Linked DNA regions of Homo sapiens: region 2 is linked to region 1. A link is a loop called in an ENCODE intact Hi-C map of the cell type or tissue named here. Cell type or tissue: ovary. All regions are shown on one strand.

Region 1 (8,000 bases):
AGTTTTTTGTTTTACTGCTGCTGTTGATATACATGAAGTAATGGATATCAAGAAATTCATTTTCGTGCATCTTTACTCATACATTTGTTTAGTTTGAATTTATAATATTTATAATTTTAATCATTTGGCAGAGGTAATATTACCTTATTTGAGTAGTAAACCCAAGTAGAATACAAATGTATATTCATATTATAAATAATGATAATTTAGAAGACATATCTGTTTTTATGAAACCAGTATCACACTAGTCTTATTTGCCAAAGATTTACCTAAACTGTATGCACTTGAAAAATATTTGGGTTAGTTCTATATTTCTGGGAGTTTTAGAAATATTTAATTTATGTAAGTGCTTATGTATATGTAAGCCAATTTGAATAGCACTTCTTTATGGGATTTTGTGAATTAACTTGGTAATACCATCTGGATGTAGGAAACTATCACATATACACATTTACATACTTAAATGAACATATAAACAGACACAAATAGAAGCCTTCTAGCTTCCATTCTAAAATTTTAACCATGAGTCAGGTAAAAATACAGTAATATAAACTCACTAATTTGGCTGGGCACGGTGGCTCATGCCTGTAATCCCAGCACTTTGGGAGGCCGAGGCAGGTGGATCACTTGAAGTCAGAAGTTTGAGATCAGCCTGGCCAACATGGCGAAACCCCACCTCTACTGAAAATACAAAAATTAGCCAGGCATAGTGGTGCACGTCTGTCGCCCCAGCTACTCAGGAGGCTGAGGCAGGAGAATCTCTTGAACCTGGGAAGCAGAGGTTGCAGTGAGCCAAGATCATGCCACTGTACTCCAGCCTGGGCAACAGAGCAAGACTCTGTCTCAATAAATAAATAAATACATACATACATACATAAACTCACTAATTTATATAAAATAGTTGGCTCTTGTCTTTGCTCCACTTTATATTTTTATCTGAATTGTGCTTCTGTCAGATGAAAAAAGTTAAGGTTACCTGCTCAATATGAGGCTAATGCTTTTTGCCAATATTTGCAGAGGAGATTATTAAGATTTTCTTTTGCCCTGATATGTAATATTATGGAGGCTGTGGACCAAATTTTAGGTGAGGGATCTTTTGCAAATACCAAGTGGCTGTCTGGGTGTTTCCAAAATCCATCTGAGTGAATAAAATATCCAGTCTGTTTCCAATTACTCTGTTTTTCTTTTTAGCCTTAGGTAGTTGCCATTAGGAGTCCCTGAGTCCATTGAGATCCCCACAATGGGAGGTAGGAGGGCTAAAGTTCAAGTGACAATAGAGAATTGAGGGGCTGGAGTGGGATAGGAAAAGTCTGGCAGGGAGTGAACAGAGGGATAGAAGAGATAAAGGCATGAAGGGACTCAAGGGTACTGAATTGAAGACTTAAGGTGGTAAAAGGGGGAAGGAGAAGCAGAGGTGATGGGAAGGGAGAGGTCTTACAAGAGCTAGTTTGGGGAAGGCATTGAAGTTCTAGATTATTCTTAGTAAAATCATGCCAACGAGAAAGAAAGTGGGCAGAAAAAGTACCCTATTAGTGGAGCATATAGTCAACAGGAATTCCAGAAGGGGGGTTTCAGACATTCCTATGGGAGAAGCAAGATCAAATAAAAGGCACAGAGAGACTTCACAAAGAGCCAACAAAAAATTTTCAGCACAGGAATCAGGTAATAAATCCCCACTTGAAACAAAGAGCCAGAAAGAAGGACTTTCAGCCCAAGAGTCAGGGAGTGAATATCTACTTGAAACAAGGAGCCAAGAAGACCTTCCAGCTCAGGAGGTGCCTTTCAAATAAAAAATGCTGAAATTCTATCCTAGCCTCGGAGAGTATATTCAGAATCTTAAGAATTCAAAATTGGTCCATACCCTGCTTCAGTGTACTGGTATTCAGAGCATTAGCTCAGGAGTTGGACTACCAATGAATCTCCAATCTATCTTTACTTGGGGTCCTGGTGAGAGGCTTAAGGATCCAATGATGACTCTGATCCTGTTTCACTCATAAGTCACCATAACTGTTAAAGAAAAATTATTCTGATACTTGCTAAAATGGTAAGGAAGACTATTCAGGCCTATTGAGACATTCATCAAGACTATCACAATAGGGAAGAGAGGTCAGGCTCAACTCCGAATACAACAAATACAGATGGGGATTTGTAGCCAATGAGCAGAGTTGCGGTTGGGGAGTCAGTGGATGGAAAATTACTGAGAGGAAACATCAACGGTAGGGGGATTTTTACTAATCCTACTTAACAGGATTCTTGCTGAAGGCAGGCCAGGGTGATCAGACATCAAAGGTGGAGAATGAGGAATTTGATCAGATATCAAAAGTAATCAGATTTCAAGGAGGGGGAGATTCTCACTAAACTGACTTAGCAAGATTCTTGCTAAAACTGGGCTAGGCAGGCTGAATACAAGGCCCAAGAATGAGGCCTAGTTGAAAAGAAGGTTCAGAGGAGCCTGTCTAAAGTTTCGTCAAAGAGAGAGTCTTTATCAACATGTGTTCACTTTACATCTGTATGAAAGTCATGATTATACTTTCTTTGACAATTATCCCTTAATACAGCCAATGCTTTTGAAGAGATTAGCATAGCACCTGGCACATTGTAAGCATTCAACAAAGTTGTTGTTGAGTTATTATGGCTGCTGCTGTTGTTATGTTGATATGAATCAAGGTTCCAACAAGAAAAAGAACTCAGCCCAGATGGTTCAAATGAAGAGACTTGAATGAAAAGATTACTTTATGAGCAAGGTAAAGGAACCAACAAGGGATATTAAAACACCAAGAAACTATGATGAGCGACCAGTATCTTACGTGTGCTAAAGGAGACAGGGAGGAAATAGTGTCACTGGATCCCAGTGAGAGCTTAGGCCATAGAAAAGGGGCCGCCTATCAGGATATGTTGTTATGAAGGGACCCAGCTCTCACCAGAGATGGAGTGCTGAAACGGAGAGACCAGGGAAAAGAAATATTCTAAACTTTCTCTCTTACTGCCTTCTTTATCACCTGCTGGGCCCTCTCATTGGCTAAATCCAATTAGAAATCAGCTGGCAGGGGAGCGTGGGTGATGCAGTCTGCCTCTCCTGGCACGGATCAGAGCAAAGAAGGATAGAGCATGCATCTTGGGATAGGGGGCTGAAGAATGATCAGCACAATTATTACTACTATATTTTTATAATGCTCAAAGTCTATGGAATATGCAACACCAAGAATGAACCCTAATGTCAACTGTGGACTTTGGGTGATAATGGTGTGTCAATGTAGGTTCATCGATGGTAACAAATGTACCACTCTAGTGGGAGATGGTGATAATGGGGGAGGCTGTGCCACTGTAGAGGCAGTGGGCATATGGAAAATCTCTGTACATTCCACTCAATTTTGCTGCGAACCTAAAACTGCCCTAAAAAAATAAACTGATGATCATGGCAGATGGGAGGCAGATCTAGATTGCAGCTCCGACTCGGATGGACAGAGCAGTGTGTGGAGGCTCACATTGTGAATTTTGGTGCCAGATCAACTGCAAGAACAAACCAGCAATCCAGAGAGGACTCACAGACCCTCTGAAGGAAGTGGACTGCTCCTGCAGGACCCCCCAAATACTGTGAGTACCCCAACTGTGGAACTGGGAAAGGGAGAGACTCCTCTCCCGACACACACCCACACTGGAGAAACTGAAGGTCTGTTTGCAGGAGAAGTTTTCAACCTTACCTGGAACTGAGTAAATTTAGAGAGCCAAATGAAATACAGGGATAGAGGAAGTAGAGGAAGGCCCTGGGAGCTTGCTGGGTCCCCAAGCAGGCCATTCCTGCCTGGTACCATAGGGATCCATTGGGAGGGCGGCCAGAGGAGCAGGGGGTGGGGAAACACCACAGGGAGAAGGAAATCTCCAGCTGAACTTTGTAACAATTTGAATGGGGCAAGAAGCCTCCTGGCCAGAACTCAGGGCATGTATCCAGTGTGTAGACTCCACAGGCCGGGGAAGAACCAAGCCCTTTTCTTTCACAGCTGGAAGGTGGGTAGCCTGGGGCAAGTTCTCAAGCCCGGCTTGCCCACCGCCTGGAAGCCGACTCGGGGCCGTTAGAGGGGCCATGGTGGGAGTGAGACCAGCCCTTCGGTTTGCATGGGAGCAGCTGGGTGAGACCTGTGATTGCCGGCTTTCCCCCACTTCCCTGACAACCTGCGTGATTCAGCAGAGACAGCCATAATCTTCCTAGGTACACAACTCCATTGACCTGGGAATCTCACCCCCATCCCCCACAGCAGCTGCAGCAAGGCCCACCCAAGGAGAGTCTGAGCTCAGACACACCTAGCCCTGCCTTCAACTGATGGTACTTCCCTACCCACCCTGGTAGCTGAAAACAAAGGGCATATAATCTTGGGAGATCTAGGGCCCCACCTACCACTGGGAGGCCAACCAGCACAAAAATAGAGCATTAAACCACCAAAACTAAGAACCCTCACAGAGTCCATTGCACACCCCCTGCCACCTCGACTGGAACAGTTGCTGATATCCATGGCTGAGAGACCCATAGACAGTTCACATCACAGGACTCTGCAGACAACCCCCAGTACCAGCCCAGAGCCAGGTAGACTTGCCAGGTGGCTAGACCCAGAAGAGAGACAACAATCACTGCAGTTTGGCTCACAGGAAGCCACGTCCATAGGAAAAGGGAGAGAATACTAGATCAAGGGAATATCCTGTGGGACAAAAGAATCTGAACAACAGCCTTCAGACCTAGATCTTCCCTCTGACAGAGCCTACCCAAATGAGAAGGAACCAGAAAACCAGCTCTGGTAATATGACAAAACAAGGCTCTTTTATACCCCCAAAAAATCACACTAGTTCACCAGCAATGGATCCAAACCAAGAAGAAATCCCTGATTTACCTGATAAATCATTCAGGATGTTAGATATTAAGCTAATCAGGGAGGCACCAGAGAAAGGCAAAGCCCAATGCAAGGAAATCCAAAAAACAATAAAAAAGTGAAGGGAGAAATATTCAAGGAAACAGATAGCTTAAAGAAAAAACAATAAAAAATTCAAGAAACATTGGACACACTTATAGAAACGCAAAATGCTCTGGAAAGTCTCAACAATAGAATTGAACAAGTAGAAGAAAGAAATTCAGGGCTCGAAGAAAAAAAGGTCGTGAAATTATCCCAATCCAACAAGAAAAAGAAAAAAAGAATAAGAAAATATGAAAAAAAACCCTCCAAGAAGTCTGGGATTATGTTAAATGACCAAACCCAAGAATAATCGGTGTTCTTGAGGAAGAAGAGAAGTCTAAAAGCTTGGAAAACATATTTGGGGGAATAGTCGAGGAAAACTTCCTTGGCCTTGCTACAGACCTAGACATCAAAATACAAGAAGCACAAAGAACACCTGGGAAATTCATCACAAAAAAATCATCACCTAGGCACATTGTCATCAGGTTATTCAAAGACAAAGGAAAGAATCTTAAGAGCTGTGAGACAGAAGCACCAGGTAACCTATAAAGGAAAATCTATCAGATTAACAGCAGATTTCTCAGCAGAAACCCCACAAGCTAGAAGGGATTTGGGGCCCTATCTTTGGCCTCCTCAAACAAAACAATTATCAGCCGAGAATTTTGTAGCCAGTGAAACTAAGCATCATATATGAAGGAAAGATACAGTCTTTTTCAGACAAACAAATGCTGAGAAAATTTGCCACAACCAAGTCGCCACTACAAGAACTGCTAAAAGGAGCTCTAAATCTTGAAACAAATCCTGGAAATACATCAAAACAGAAACTCTTTAAAGTATAAACCAGACAGGACCTATAAAATAAAAATACAAGTTAAAAAGCAAAAACAAAAACAAAAAACAAAGAACGCAGGCAACAAATAGCATGATGAATGGAATGGTACCTCACATCTCAATACTAACATTGAAGGTAAATGGCCTAAATGCTCCACCTAAAAGATACGGAACCACAGAGTAGATAAGAACTCACCAACCATCTGCTGCCTTCAGGAGACTCACCTAACAAATAAAGACTCACATAAACTTAAAGTAAAGAGATGGAAAAAGACGTTTCATCCAAATGGACACCAAAAGCGAGCAGGGGTAGCTATTCTTATATCAGACAAAACAAACTTTAAAGCAACAGCAGTTAAAAGAGACAAAGAGGGACACTATACAATGGTAAAATGCCTTGTCCAACAGGAAAATATCACAATTCTAAACATATATGCACCTAACACTGGAGCTCCCAAATTTATAAAACAATTACTAATAGACTGAAGAAATGAGATAGACAGCAACACAATAATAGTGGGAGACTTCATACTCCACTGACAGCACTAGACAGGTCATCAAGACAGAAAGTCAACAAAGAAACAATGCATTTAAACTATACCTTGGAACAAATGGACTTAACAGATATATACAGAACATTTCATCCAACAACTGCAAATACGCATTCTATTCCACAGTGCATGGAACTTTCTCCAAGTTAGACCACATGATAGGCCATAAAGCAAGCCTCAATAAATTTAAGAAAATTGAAATTATATCAAGCATTCTCTCAGATCACAGTAGAATAAAACTGTAAATCAACTCCAAAAGGAACCTTCAAAACCATGCAAATACATGGAAATTAAATAACCTGCTCCTGAATGAGCATTGGGTCAAAAACTAAATCAAGGTGGAAATTAAAAAATTCTTCAAACTGAATGGCAATAATGACACAAACTATCAAAACTTCTGGGATACAGCAAAGGCAGTGCTAAGAGGAAAGTTCATAGCCCTAAATTCCTACATCAAAAAGACTGAAAGAGCACAAACTGACACTCTAAGGTCACACCTCAAGGAACTAGAGAAACAAGAACAAACCAAACCTAAACCAAGCAGAAGAAAGGAAATAACCAGGAGCAGAGCAGAACTAAATGAAATTGAAACAAACAAACAAAAAATACAAAAGATAAATGAGAAGCTGGTTCTTTGAAAAGATAAATAAAATTGACAGATTATTAGCAAGATTAACCAAGAAAAGAAAAGAGAAAATACAAATAACCTCATTAAGAAATTAAACAGGGCCAGGAACAGTGGCTCACGCCTGTCATCCCAGCACTTTGGGAGGCTGAGGCGGGTGGATCACTTGAGGTCAGGAGTTCAAGAGCAGCCTGGCCAACGCGGCAAAACCCCAACCCCACTAAAAATACAAAAATTAGCTGGGTGTGGTGGCGGTTGCCTGTAATCCCAGCTACTCAGGAGGCTGAGGCAGGAGAATCACTTGAACCTGGGAGGCAGAGGTTGCAATGAGCCGAGATCATGCCACTGCACTCCAGCCTGGGCAACAGAGCAAGACTCTGTCTCAAAAAAAAAAAAAGAAACAGGAGCTATTACAACTGACACCACTGAAATACAAGAAATAATTCAAAGCTACTATGAACACCTTTACACACATAAGCTAGAAAATCTAGAAGAGATGGATAAATTCCTGGAAAAATACAACCCTCCTCGCTTAAATCAAGAAGAATTAGATACCTCCAACAGACCAATAACAAGCAGCAAGATTGAAATGGTAATTTAAAAATTACCAACAAAAAAAAAGTCCAGGACCAGATGGATTCACAGCAGAATTCTACCAGACACTCAAAGTAGAATTGGTACCAATCTTTTTGACACTATTCCACAAGATAGAGAAAGAAGGAACCCTCCCTAACTCATTCTATGAAGCAAGCATCACCCTAATACCAAAACCAGGAAAGGACATAATCAAAAATGAAAACTACAGACCAATATCCTCGATGAACATAGATGCTAAAATCCTTAACAAAATACTAGCTAACCAAATCCAACAACATATCAAAAAGATAATCCACCATAATTAAGTGGGTTTCATACCAGGGATGCAGGGATGGCTTAACATAGACAAGTCAATAAATGTGATACACCATATAAACAGAATTAAAAACAAAAAGCACATGATCATCTCAATAGATGCAGAAAGCATTCAACAAAATCTTGCATCCATTTATGATT
Region 2 (8,000 bases), 290 kb before region 1:
GAGGACTTTGGTTGCAATCCTCTTATCTTCCTGGCATGCACTGACACCTCACATTTATATGTTAAAGCCAAGTTTGTAAGAGAACGTGTTGAAAAGTGACTCTCAAGGTTAAATAACAATAGTTGGGAACTTGATCTGAGCTTCTAAATAAGCTTTGTGACTTTAGACAGTGACTTAATGCCTCTGAGTTTATATGTCCTTTTATGTAAAAGAGGCTAGTATCTCTCACAGTGTTTCCCAGAGTATCGAGGGTGGGATCGAATGAAGCACCAGTGAACAGCAAACCTTTAAAAACTAAGTCGTTATATTCCTCCCAGGCTGAAATGTTTCTATGAATTATCGTTTGCGGACTGTGCTCCTTAAGCCACTTGAAAAATCTACATGAGACTGCTAGTATCCAAGCCAATCTGGATGAATTTCCACACAAGATTTCCTAGGACACCATAGAAACATCTTTTAAAGCTCTAGACATAATGTTCTTCTTCCTTGTCCAACAGTTACATAAGTTTTTAAGGATGATGGCTCCTTTCCATCATCAAATCCATTTGTCTTGATTTAAGATGTGGAAACTGCCCATCATAAACAGTTCCACCACACCTAGAATCTTTTAGTATTTTCCTCCATGTTTATTCCTTACTTTGAGAACAAAATAATGTTCTTTTTCTGGCCTGTTATTGACAAGATTGTGCTTTACCTCCTATAAATGACAAATGCTCTACAGAGTCATCTCTCCACTTGACAACCTTCCTGCTTCTCCATGATTTCGCAAAACACAATTGGCAAGAAACACAATGTCCATTTCTCTTCCTCACCTAGGTATTCATCCATCAAACCTGCTGAATCTACAAGTTTGGGTTTTCCAAGCAGCTTTTAAAAAATTAATTCCATACCCTTCCTCTCCTTCATAACCTATTGCCACCATCCCCTCCAATGCCACCCCCTCTATGGTTTTACCACTTCTTAATTAGTTACAATGCTAGCACCTATAATGGCTTTCCTGTTGTTTCCATGAGAATTTATCGGTGACTTACTTTCTCCCAAGTTCTTTATGTTTCTCCGTACCCTGAAACCAGTCTGACAAATTGCTTGTTTTAGAGTCCCTTTATATTTGTTCCTAGAGGTTTGATCTTGGCATTTATTATTATATGACTGGCACCTTGCCTTGAGGGCCATCATGCCAGATAATAGTACCAGAGTGGAAAAGCTCACAAGCTCCCACTCATATTCTCATTCTCTCCTTTCTCTCTCCTTCTCTCCTTCCTTCTCGCTCCCCCACCCAACCTTTCTGTGTTTTTTCCCTGCCTTATTTTCCTCCTTCCTTTCCTCCCTCCCCCACTCACCATTCACTGAACTAACTCTCTCCAAATTCCACCTCTCCATGAATAGAGCCTGACAATACCAGACAGCTGAGATCTACTGGAAAATACTAAAAATAATTGCCTTTTGTTATTAAAGTCAGATTTGGGGCTGCTGTTCCCTCCTAGGAATTTGTACAGTTTCCTGCAAGGATTCAGAGGTCCATACCCTAGTGCTGTTTTTAGAATGCAAAGGGCTATTTCAATAAACATGCCACTAAATTGACGGCGTCGTCTTAAATTAACGTATATTGTTTCTTGTCCCATTTAGCTGTGGCTGACGCTTTTTTGGAATTTTCCATTGGAATATTTTACACACTGATCTCTTCTTGCTGTCCTCCACACCCTGTCTGACATTCAAGCTCCTTTTGAGATGCCAAAGAGCCACAATCCCCAACTCACTCTCTCTCTCTCTCTCTCTCTCTCTCTGTCTCTCTCTGTCTCAGCTGCCTTGCCCCCTGGGGTTGGCAGCATCATTTAACTTTTCCAGCGCAAACTTTTTTATTCAAGGTCTTGGGAAACCTAACTCAAGAGTCATCCTCCTTAGAACTCTGGTATTGACAGGCGGCCTTTTTATCCATATACCTTTACATTATTAAAATCAGAACTAAATTAGTGTCTTAGTACTAGCTGCCCAGCCCAGAAAATGATATGCCCCCTAGACTTAAAATATTACAGGCATTTATTGGGCTTGCTTTCCTATGTCTAAAACATAGGTTATCAGGCTTTAGGATGTATTAGAACCACCTGAAATTTCTTGATCAAAAGGCACATTCTTGGTCTGCATCTCCAGAGGTTTTGATTCTTAGTGTGGGGAGGGGCACAAGAATGGACATTTAAATAGGAGCCCCACTGATACAGAATGATCATCATAAAGGTTTATGCTAGGTAACAACTTCCCTGCATCAACTGGTGGTTTTGACTTTATCCAGCAAAGAACGGTACTAGAGTCATCAACCCATCCCGTTAAATAATGTAACTGGCAAACTGTTATCTAATGGTCCTCATTTTATATAAAAGACATTAACATTGTTATTCATTTTTTGGATGTGTTTGCAATTTAAAAATAATTATGTGAATGATAATATATTAGTATATATAATATATCAGTATATAATATATTAGTACTGGTTCATGAGTTGTTAAGAAATGTACCATACTAATGTAAGATGTTAATAGGGTGGGAGATATATGGGAGCTGTCTTTACTATCATCTCAATTTTTCTGTAAATCTAAATCTGTGGTAAAAAATAAAGTCTATTTTTCTTAAAACAGAAGAAAGCAAAAAAAAAATTCTGCCACCCACCAGAATGGTTATAAATTAAAAGACAGAAGATTCCAAATGTTAGCAAAACTGGAACTCTTGCACACTGCTGGTGGGATTGTGAATTGGTGCCCCCACTCTGGAAAACTGCTTGGCAGTGCCTGTGAAAGCAGAATATTTGTTTACCCTATGGCTGTGTGCTTCTGGGTATATACTCAATGGAACTATATCCATGTGTTCACCAAAAGATGTGTATATAGCAGCATTCTCTGTAAAGTCCCAAACTGGATATTAGCAAAATGCCCATCAATAATGGAATTCATAAATCACTTGTGATATGTTCAGAAAATGAAATACTACAAAGCAACAAAAAGAAGGAAATTTGAACTATACTCAACAACCAGGGTGATGCAGAGGGAAAGAAATCAGACACAAGAGAAAGTAGGCTGTATTATTCCACTTATACAAGTTCAAAAAACAGTTCAAACTAATCAATGAAGGAAAAATCAGTATACGGGTTATCCTTGGGGTGGGGAGTGAAATGAAGGGGCTCTTCTGGGGCCAGTGATCTTTGGGGTTTTTTTGTGAGGAGAGTAGGTACTTAGGTGTGTTCAGTTTGTGAAAATTCAAGGAAGTGTACACTTAGGATTTGTGCATTTTTCTATATGTATACCATTTTATGAAAGCAATCCACGTTTTCTTTGGGGAAAGAAAGGTCAATATAGTGAATATAGAAAGGGTCAATACAGTGAATATAGACTCTAAACTAGATTGCCTTGGTTCAAATCCCAGGTTTACCACCTGTAAGCTGCATGACCCTAGGGAAGCCATGAAGCCTTTTTCACCTGTATGCCCTTATCTGTGAAGTGAGGATAATGATAGTACCTTTGTTGTGGGTTGTTGTGACAATCTAATAGGTTAATATTTGTACAACGCTAGTGTAAGGCACAGGGTAGGCATCATATAAGTGTTTTTTAAATAAAAGTTTTCTTTGTGGGGGCACACTTAAAAATGTCTTTTGATGATCACTAACTACTTTAAAGGAGACTAAAGAAGAGTTAAGGAAATAAGAAAGGAGTTAAACTTATTTCCTAGGCAGCATTCTTGCTTATGAGGGAAAAATATTATCTTGGCGCCTGGCCAGTTAATTCTGTTCTTCTTGACTTGGAGTCTGGACTCCCAACAGGCTCCGGGCATTGGTCCAGAGGCTTGACAACGAGCCACATCTGGGACTGCCAGGAACTGCCACAAAAGAGTCCGCCCAAGAAGGCCTGTTGGAATTGCTGGGGAGGGAGAGTGCCATCCAGTCAGGACCCATGCCAGGACACAGCCCCCTGAGTCTACCTGCTGGGTAGGGCAGGCCCTGAACCCTGGCCTTTCCTCTAGCTCCCAGTCAGAACCTTCCCTTCCATCACAGGTCTCCTCCAAAAAGAGCTGACTAAGACAGGGCTGCATTCATAGACAGGAAAAGAAAAGAAAGAGAAGAGAGAGAATCAAGCAGGAGTGTCCTACCCTCCTAGAAATGAGCCTGCGATCATTCTGGGCACCCTCTCTCGCTTGGGTTTGTTCTTCACTGAACATCCCTAGTGAATGAGGAGCCTGAGGAGTGTCTCCTTTTACAGGCAACCTCCAGAGTCCACCACAATCAGGTACCCGCGGTGTGGCTCGACCCACTCTTCCTCTCCCTGTTACTTTCTGACACAGCTGGCTCTTCAATCAAAGCTGAGTTCCCTCTTATCTAATCCTTTGCTTTAGGAAGTTTAACTCACCCTCTAAAGCCTGTGCCTGGAAAAAAAATAAACCCAAATGAGAACAATTTTTATCTCCCATTATGAGTGGAAGTGAATCTCCTCTAGCTTGGCAACTCTCCAGGAATATCCCACTAATTTTTAAGTCATTTCTAGCCTGCTCTCTTCTTTTGCTCTTTCTCCAGCTCTCTTCCAAATGCTCACTGAGGAAGAGTGTATCCCTTGTCCCTACCCCTGCCAGTTTTTTGTTTTTTCTTAAAAAAAAAAAAAAAAGAGAATAGCCAGGCGCGGTGGCTCACGCTTGTAATCCCAGCACTTTGGGAGGCCGAGGTGGGCGGATCACGAGGTCAGGAGATCGAGATCATCCTGGCTAACACAGTGAAACCCCGTCTCTACGAAAAATACAAAAAAATAAAATTAGCCAGGCATGGTAGCGGGCGCCTGTAGTCCCAGCTATTTGGGAGGCTGAGGCAGGAGAATGGCGTGAACCCGGGAGGCGGAGCTTGCACTGAGCCGAGATCGCGCCATTGCATTCCAGCCTGGGTGACAGAGCAAGACTCCGTATCAAAAAAAAAAAAAAAAAAAAACGGAAGAATAGTCTTAAGTTCCTGAAGCCGTGTATGACACACTGGCTAGTTTTACACCAAAACATTTCCCTTTACACCTTGGGCACACAGATGACTCTATTTCCCAGCCTCCCTTGCATGTTAGTGGGGCCACGTGACAGTTCTGGCCAGAATATAGGTGGGCCCATAAAACCTCCACGCTATCCTCCACACTTTCTCTTTGCCTCATCTGCAGTCTGGATGCAGTAGCTGAGGTGGACTTGGAGGCCTTAGGGCACAGGGAAGTCATAAAATGGAAGGAGCCTGGGAGTCTGAATGCCTGCGTGGAACACAGGTCCTGATCCCTCACTTCCCCACTCCCATGCCTGGAATGTGACATGAACAAGAAATAAACTTTGTGTGAAGCCCCTGAGACTTGGAGTGGCTGGCACTGACTAATATACCAAATTCCAGACTCTCAAACTTTCTACAAACTGGAATACCACATTCCTCTCTCCCAATGGTTCCCTGTGCAGTCATCTTTGACCTCTCTGCATGGTAGGCCAAACCTGGAGCATGAACACCAAAATCCCACATCCTAACCCTTAACCTTTGACCTTGGTTCATGCTTCAACTTTTAATTTGGTTTCCTGCCTGTTGATTAAAATATATTTGTTGGAAGTGAATTGAAAGTCTCAGAAATGGTGCCTGTTATTTCCATAACTGAGTCTTCAAGCCATATGCTCTGTGTATCCATCTGGGCATGTCTGGGATATTTGAATTAGTCCCATTGGCTGCATTGTAGACAAGCAAGCAAAGAGATTGGAAGCTGCCAAGTCCCTCTATGATAGACAGGTCCTCCCAAGCCATCCTTCCCATTCTAAGGAAGAACAATTACAAGCACATTACTAAGAACAAGCCATTCATCATCCAGACTTTGCCTCTGTCTTGACTTGCATCCATAGTGACAAGATACAGGCAGTTTTGTGGTAAACAGAGGCTGTCACAGACCTACAGACTGAAAAACTGAGTGAATTTGTTTGGCTTTGTGAGATTTGAAGCTACCAGATTTCAATAAATAGTGGTGAGTACAAAAAATCTTCATCTTTTTTTTTTTGGAGGGAGGGAGTAGGTAAGCAAATTGTCTGTAATTTAACTCCAGCCCAGGGCTCTGAACATCCTTCAGTAAGTTCTTATTTGGTGGGAAATTGGAACTCCTAGAGCCATATAAATTCACTTTTCCGCTATTAAAGAACCAACACAAGTAACTGTTTGACTCAAGTTAACATTCACTCCTTGGAATAGATGATAAGTAAATATTTACCCACTGGCATAGCTGTTGAGTAATTGCCCATTAAAGAAGTTAAATGTTAATCACTTATTTCTGGACTGAATAATTTCAACAAGATCCTATGACTAATCCATAAAGTCTAAAGGCAAGAAAAAAGCCCACATCCGTTTATTTCTTTCAGTCTTGACCATACAGGAAAGGCCTACTCTTAGGAATGTCTCAAGTTAGAGTCATAACCAGTTTTCACTCCCTTAGCACTCAAAGCCAGCTAGCTAATTGCCTTTTCATTGTTCTGCGCCCAAAGAAACCTTGACCCCAGGTTAAGTATTAACAAGATTTGAGAGGGAAGGGTTGGACAGGAGTTTAGAGAGAATATGAGGGACATCTAAACTAAGAGGAGAAATAAAACCTGGAGATAGAAGACAGAAGATGTCATGAGGTTGGCTGTCCTACATCAAAGGGAAGTGTGCATGATAAATGCCATTAAAGTCAAAACCCTAGGGCAGATGTTGCCACATTAAATCTCAGCTGAGACAGAGGAGGACTTCAGCAGCAGATGGCTCACAAAGAATGGGTAGGGAAAGTGTCTATACCATCAGTCTCATGGAAAGGATCCTTGCTTGGTACCCACTCTTCAGGATCAAAGAATGAGCTTGCAGGTGAGCTATCTGCACCCAGCAAGGCAGCCTGCATCTGAATGAGAAGAGCCAAAATCCCTACAGAACTTCTACATATATTCCATGTCAGCAGGAACATATATAGCAGCTTGGTGGGTGTAGTGGCTGCTGTTGATATCCACCCAGATCCCCTTAACTCTGGTGGAATCCTCCTCCCCACCAGCTATGAGTGTTGGCTGCTAAAAGCAACTCACTTCTCTGGAGAATTGCCCTTGGCCAATGGGAATCATCTAGCTCAGAAGGTGATTCCTCCTCTCCCAGAGGCAGCCCATAGCTAATGACTGGCTGATAGCATGGTACAAAAGGCCAGTGCCCTACTTCAAGGTGGGATCAACTCTGTGGTGCAATTCCTGCTGCAGTGAGATTGCACTGTAGCTAGTCTTTAGCTAAGGCCACAAACTTGCTTAGAACTTTTCCCCAGTCACAGCCTGCTTCCCTTATGCCCCTTCTGAGAGGACGCTCTCAATGAAGGGCGTGCACAAGAATCAATGTCTCAGTGTCTTCTCCTGTTCTGTTTGCTTCTTTTTCTGAACCTAAACAAAGACAATAGGACAGGCAAGACCTTCAGTCTCCCCCACTGCCTCCGAATTGCCTTAGAATTTGTTGACAGAGATTGCCTGGACAGGTGGAATAGCCTGATCCCAGGGGTACCCCAGGCAGAACGGAGACAGAGTAACCCACCTTACTCCTTCCAACCAATGACTGAATTCCACTTGGAGGAGAAGCCTTGGCGTGTAAGACTGCCAGGTACCTCTATCTTCCCTTTACTGATCCATGCCCTCCCTCACCTGCCACCCACCCTCTCATAGATATCCAAGCAAAGACTCCCTTTCTTCCATTGGACTTTCTTCTGCCTTTGAGTTAGTGACCCCCTTCCTCACTTCTACACTGGCGTGTTTTTTGTTTTTGGTTTTGGTTTTGGTTTTGTTTTGCTTTTGCTATAGGAATGCTTACATTGCATGGTGTACCAGAAAGAGCATGGACTTATTATATAAAGTGGGTAAACACGGGCCAGTTATTCAACTTTTCTGAACATAGATTTCTTCATCTGTAAAGTGGTGTTAATAAGACCTACCTCACAGAGTTGTTGGGAAGATTAAATAATATAAAAACTAGATGT

Evidence for each region. A loop is a pair of places that touch in the nucleus more often than their neighbours do. Peaks named below come from ENCODE experiments on the same cell type or tissue, not always from the same donor. Only the 100,000 strongest peaks of a DNase experiment are listed, where the experiment ranks them.
Region 2: it touches region 1 in a loop (7-fold over the local background); 1 of 110 quality-filtered maps calls a loop at or near these places.

The regions. Positions count from the first base shown.
Region 1 is chrX:17,304,006-17,312,005 of GRCh38, reverse strand. No RefSeq gene overlaps it. Among named protein-coding and RNA genes, the nearest start is that of NHS, 67 kb to the left of the region's middle. In ovary, no CTCF peak of the experiment used is centred here; no DNase peak of the experiment used is centred here.
Region 2 is chrX:17,594,071-17,602,070 of GRCh38, reverse strand. The region is part of intron 1 of NHS (NHS actin remodeling regulator); the gene reads right to left. Among named protein-coding and RNA genes, the nearest start is that of NHS-AS1, 39 kb to the right of the region's middle. In ovary, no CTCF peak of the experiment used is centred here; a DNase peak (open chromatin) is centred at 3,880; H3K27ac peaks cover 607 bases.